2 separate regions of the Homo sapiens genome follow, and region 1 is linked to region 2. The links are chromatin loops, found by intact Hi-C in ENCODE. Cell type or tissue: heart right ventricle. All regions are shown on one strand. Links, peaks and the distances in the headings refer to the core of each region. The heading gives the core; the rest is flanking DNA. Region 1 has its middle 14 kb from the start of ZNF722. Region 2 holds the start of ZNF727 (zinc finger protein 727).

Region 1 (2,913 bases), core at 313-2,812, 61 kb before region 2:
TAGGCACACCCGGGGACAGAAGAGAACACACTGCCTTGCAGGGAAGGACTTAGTCCTGGCAGGATTCATCACCTGCTGACTAAAGAGCCCTTGGGCCTTGAATAAATGTTAGCAGTAATCAGGTAGTACTTGCTGCAGGCTTGGGTGAGACCCAGAGCTGTGCTGGCTTCAGGTATGACCCAGTGCAATTCAAGCTGTGGCAGCCATGTGGAGAGACTCCTTGCTTGAAGAAGAGAGAGGGAAGAGGAAAGGGGACTTTGTCTTGAAGCTTGGTTACCAACTCAGCCACAGTGGAGTAGAGTAACAAGAGGGCTCCTGAGGTCCATGGTTTTTGGCCTTGGCTCCTCAATGGCATTTCTGGAACCACCCTGGGCCAGAGAGGAGCCTACTGTTTTGAAGGAAGAGATGCAGGCCTGTCAGAATTCACCACAAGCTGACTGAAGGGCCCTTGGGTCCTCAGTAAATACCAGCAGAAGCCTGGAAGTACTTGCTGTGGGCTTTGGGTGGTGGTGGCCACAGGGAGTGGCTTCTTATGCTTGAGAAAGGAAAGGGAAGAGTAGGAAGGATGTTGTCTCCTGGCCTCAGTGCCAGCTAAGCCACAGTAAAATAGGGCACCAAGTAAATGCCTAAGGTTCCTGACTCCATGTTCTGGCTACCAGATGGCATTTTGTTATGCCCCAGCCCAGGGTGGGTAAGAAAGCTCACTGCCCTGAAGAAAAGGACATAAGCCTGGCAGGATTTACCACCTCCTGACTGAAGAGAACATGGGCCTTGAGTGAATATCAGTGGTAGCTAGTCAGTGGTCACTGTGGGCCTGTGTGAGACTCAGTCTTGTGCTGGCTTTGAGTTGCACCCAGTGCAGTCCTAGTGATGGTGGCGACAGGGCACTTGTGTCACCCCTACCCCAGCTCTGGGCAGCTCAGCATGAGAGAGACTCCATTTATTTGGTAGAATGTAAGGAAAGAGAAAAAGAGTCCCTGCCTGGTAATCCAGGAACTCTTTTAGATCTTACCTAAGACCACCAAGGTGGCACTTCTACAAGTCTGCAAGCCTTGCTGTGTTACTGGGGTTGGGGAGTCCCTTAATGCAGATATGACTGCAATGACTGAAGACTTAGATTACAACACTGTTTTGTTTGAATACTTAGAAAGCCCTTCTAAGAAGGACAGGTTAAAAAAAAAAGCCCAGAATGCAAAGACTAAAATAAATACCTGACTCATTAATGCCCAGACATCAATGAACATCCACAAAAATTAAGACTATCCAGAAAAACACAACCTCATTAAATGAACTAAATAAGGCACCAGTGTGCAATTCCTAGTGACAGAGACATGTAACCTTTCAGAGAGAGAATTCAAAATAGCTGTTTTGAGAAAGCTCAATAAAATTCAAGATAACACCAAAAAGAAATTCAGAATCTGATCTGGTAAATTTAACAAGTTAATTAAAATTATTTTGAAAAATCAAGACAAAATTCTGGTGCTGAAAAACTCAAATGACATTGAAGAATGCATCAGTCTCTTAACAGCAGAATTGATCAAGCAGGAGAATTAATGAGTTTGAACACAGACTATTTGAAAATATTCAGTCAGAGGAGACAAAAAATTAACAAACAATAAAACATGCTTATGAGATGTAGAAAATATCCTCAAGAGGGCAACTCTGAGTTATGATCTTAAAGAGGAGGGAGAGAGAGAGTTCAGGATAGAAAGTTTATTCAAAGGGATAATGAGAACTTCTCATACCTAGAGAAAGATATTAATATTCAAGTACAAGAAGGTTATAGAAATGAAGCACAATTAACTTAAATAAGACTACCTGAAGGCCTTTAATAATAGCCTCCCAAAGGGTAAAGATAAAGAGTCCTAAAAGCAGCAAGAGAAAAGAAACAGACAGCATTCAAACAGACAAACCAATGTTTGACCGCGGACTCTTCAGTGGAAACCTTAGAGGTCAGGAGATAGTGGCATGATATACTTAATGTGCTGAAGGAAAAGACTTTTATCTAGAATAATATATCCAGCAAAAATATCCTTCACACATGAAGGGGAAATAAAAACCTTTCTAGACACACACACACACACGGATTTTATTAACATCAGGCCTGTCCTACAAAAAATGCTAAAGGGAGTATTTTAATCTAAAGGAAAAAAACATTAATGAGCTACAAGCAAGCATCTGGTACAAAACTCACTGGTAATATTAAGTGCACAAACACAGAATTTCATAGCATTGCAAATGTGGTGTGTAAACTATTGCTATTTTGAAAAGACTGAAAGATTATTCTATAGTGACTTGTATAGTTATTAAAAAACAATAACTCTTTCTCTACCTCCTCTTTAAGGCCATAACTCTTACATTTCCATTTGAGGCTGTTGAAGTTATTAAAAATACTAACCATAGCAAGTTCAAGACACAGACAGTATAATAAGATATAAATAGAAACAAAAAGCCAGGCGCAGTGGCTCATGCCTGTAATCCCAGCACTTTGAGAGGCTAAGTAGGGCAAATCATCTGAGGTCTGGAGTCTGGGACCAGCCTGACCAACATGGTGAAACCCCATCTCTACTAAAAATACAAAATAAGCCTGGCGTGGTAGCACATGCCTGTAATCCCAGCTACTTGGAAGGCTGAGGCAGGAGAATTGCTTGAACCCCAGAGGCAGAGTTTGTGGTGAGCCAACATCATGCCATTGCACTCCAGCCTGGGCAACAAGAGTGAAACTCCATCTTAAAAAAAGAAAGAAAGAAAGAAAGAAACAACAAAGTTAAAAAGTGGAGGAATAAAGTTAAAGTGTATTTTTTATTTGTTTCCTCTTTTCTTTTTCGTTTGTTCTTTTTTACAATATGTTAAGTTGCCATTAGTTGAAATGGGTTATAAGATGTTATTTGCAAGCCTTGTGGTAACCTCAAA
Region 2 (2,913 bases), core at 125-2,624:
GTCAAAGAAAAGGTCAGTGATACTATGCTCCCTTCACCCAGTTATGCCCAGTTACACTGACCTGGTATCCTGGATAACTGGTGTGAGTAAGCTGGTCCAATGCTCCTGTCATCTCCAGTAAGTTCTGATTCTAGATTGACTCCCTGCTCCAACACTCCCTGTATGTGGAACCTTGGGCATGCAGCCAGGCCTCCCTGAGACTGTTTTCTCAACTTGAAAGTGTGATGGGAACCACCTACCTCACTGGGCCTTGTGAGGACTCAGTTATATGTAGCTGTCACCATTGTTCTCATCATCTCAGGAAGAGCCAGGCACAAGCACTCTCAAAGTTCTTTTCTCCTTTGAAGCTCATCATTAGCCCCTCTCAGTCTCATCATCCCTACATTTTTTGGATAAGAAAACAGAGGCCCAAAGAGGGCAGTGACTTGCCCAGGGCCCTAGAGAAGAGGCCGGCTCCTTCCCACACCTGGAGGCACTGACCCAGCTGACTTTACCCCACAGCCCAGCACTATCCCTGACTAGGGTCCCATCTTCGTTCTCCATGCTTGTTTAGGTCCTCAGGCAGGCTCAGCTTTGGTGGGAAAGAAACAGGGTGTTTTGGGAGGTCTGGGTGAGTGGCACTAACCAATCTGCTAGGCCCTCACCTCTCAGTCTCACTGAGACACTCCATTAATTGGAAGCAGACCCAAAATTGCTTCACAGACTGAAGGTGATAATTGTCTGCAGCCAGCTGGTGCAGCTGCATCTCCTGGAGGACTTTGATCTCCTGCAACTAAAGGGAAAGACAGGATGCTGAGACAGGGCCTGCAGCATACACATAACTATAATTCAGAAATTGATATACACACACGTAAATATAATCAGAAAGTGATATAATCTTATATACAACGTTAAATACAAATGTCCCTCAGGCAGGGCCAGGCCCCCAACACAAGGAGAAATCGCTGCCTGAACATGCTGCAGGCAAAAACCTGTCACTCTTTCCTCATTCAGCCCAGTGTCTCATTACATCTCCTGTCGATCAGGGTCTAAATGTGTGGGGCGGAGAACCCCAGCCAATCAGTGGTGCTAGCGTGAAAACTGCCCAATCAGGTGCGCAGCTAGAGAGGAAGAGGCGGGCTCTTCAATATGGCAAGGCCTTCGTCTCCTAGCTTCTAGGCTCTGAGTCCAGTACCCGTCTGTACTATTCCATCTCTTCCGCTCCATTAGCTCCTCGGTGACTCCACCATAGCCCCTGTTATCCTGTGACCTGCAGGTACTGGGAGATCCATAGGGAAGAAGGCGGAACATCCGGAGGCTGGGAAATGGTGAGTGCGCGGAGTGGGTGTCCCGAGAAGGGGGAAGAGGCTGTTTGAATCCGGTCGGAACTGGCTGCGGTGGGATCTTGGCCTCGCGGTCAGCTCTGCAGCAGCTCCGAGTCCCCGTGGGCACAGTTCAGTCCTCACTTCCCTCCGTCGCAGATTAGGAGCTGAGCCTGCAGCCAAAACCCGAGCGTCTTGTTTTGTCCATAAACGCGAATTTCTTTCCAGCCCAGAGACTTTTTGGGCAGCTCTGTGTCGCAATCCCGAGTCTCCTCCAGATTGTGCGGGGACGTCATAAGACGAGAATCCTCATTCAGGGTCTGGAGTTCCTCCGTGGAAGAAGCAGTGGGCCTTGGGGTCCCCAGTCCCTCCTTTCTCCTTTTAAAAATTGTGGCTTATTTTATTTATTTATTTTGGAGACAGTGTCTCACTCTGTGCCCAGGCTAAAGTGCAGTGGCAAGATTTCGGCTCACTGCAGCCTCCACCTCCTGGGCTCAGATGATCCTCCCACCCCAGCTCCCCAAGTAGCTAGGACTAGGGAGACATGCGCCGCCACCTCGCCTGGTTTTGTGGTTTTGTTTTTTGTTTGTTTGGTAGAGACGGGTTTTTGCAATGTTGCTCAGCCTGGTCTCGAACTCCGGAGCTCAGGTGATCCGCCCCCCTCGGGCCTCCTAAAGTGCCGGGATTACATGCATGAGCCACTGTCGTAGCCTAAATTGAGGCATCTTTAGGATATAGTTTCGAAGTGTTTTCCAGCCCAACTCTCCTATTTAAATGTAATACCCCATGTTGGAGGTGGGGCCTGGTGGAAAGTGTTTGGATTATGGGCGTGAATTTCTCATGAATAGTTTAGCACCATTCCTCTTGGTATTGACCTCTCGATAGTGACTGAGTTCCCTGAAGTTCTTATTTAAAAGTGTATAGCAACCCCCTTGCCTTCTTTTCAAGCTCCTGCTTCACCTTGCACCAGGATTTTAAGCTTCCTGGGTGGGGCCCCCCCAGAAGCAGATGCTGGTGTTATGCTTTCTGTACAGCCTGTGGAACCATGAGCCAGTTAATCCTCTTTCTTATAAATTACCCAGTCTGAGGCATTTATAGTAATGCCAGAACCGATTAATACAAACAGTTTATTTGCACAAACAGCAATTTATGAATCAGAGAATATCCAACTATGGTTTGGGGGCTCAAAGGAGAGACTTGGAACAAAAGGCTTTTGTAAGAGGTATGAGGAAGCAAACCAGATTCAGTATTTGATTGGTTACAGTTATGTATTGCATTTGCACCCATCCGGTGGAAATGTCCTGGTTATGTACTTAGAGCTTTATTGGCAGCTTGTGGTTGGTTAAGCCTAAGTTTTGTGTTTTTTTTTTTTTTCTCAAAGTTAGTAATTTGTAAGAAATTCTTTCGACGTAGTTAGGTTTCCTTAGGCAGAATCCCAGAGCATCATGGCCATTTCAGCCTAATTGCCAGCTATTTAGTTATTTTAATGCTCTACAGGGTCCTTGGTTTTGTCTGCAATTTTCAAATGTTTGGCAAGCAGGGTCTCAAATCCAAAACTTCTCCCAGCCTAACTGTTATAGGGACTGTAGAAAATTCTACATTTCCAATTTCT

Evidence for each region. Hi-C counts contacts between places; a loop is a spot of excess contacts. Peaks named below come from ENCODE experiments on the same cell type or tissue, not always from the same donor. Only the 100,000 strongest peaks of a DNase experiment are listed, where the experiment ranks them.
Region 1: a loop joins it to region 2, with 5 times the contacts of the local background. A loop is called at or near these places in 3 of 110 quality-filtered maps.

The regions. Positions count from the first base shown.
Region 1 is chr7:63,983,134-63,986,046 of GRCh38, forward strand. It overlaps the pseudogene LOC107986731. Among named protein-coding and RNA genes, the nearest start is that of ZNF722, 14 kb to the right of the region's middle. In heart right ventricle, for the core only: no CTCF peak of the experiment used is centred there; no DNase peak of the experiment used is centred there.
Region 2 is chr7:64,044,318-64,047,230 of GRCh38, forward strand. It overlaps ZNF727 (zinc finger protein 727), which reads left to right and starts at 1,117. Exons shown (of 4, transcript NM_001159522.3): 1 at 1,117-1,307. The coding sequence starts at 1,305. In heart right ventricle, for the core only: no CTCF peak of the experiment used is centred there; a DNase peak (open chromatin) is centred at 1,094; H3K4me3 peaks cover 2,071 bases; H3K27ac peaks cover 1,679 bases.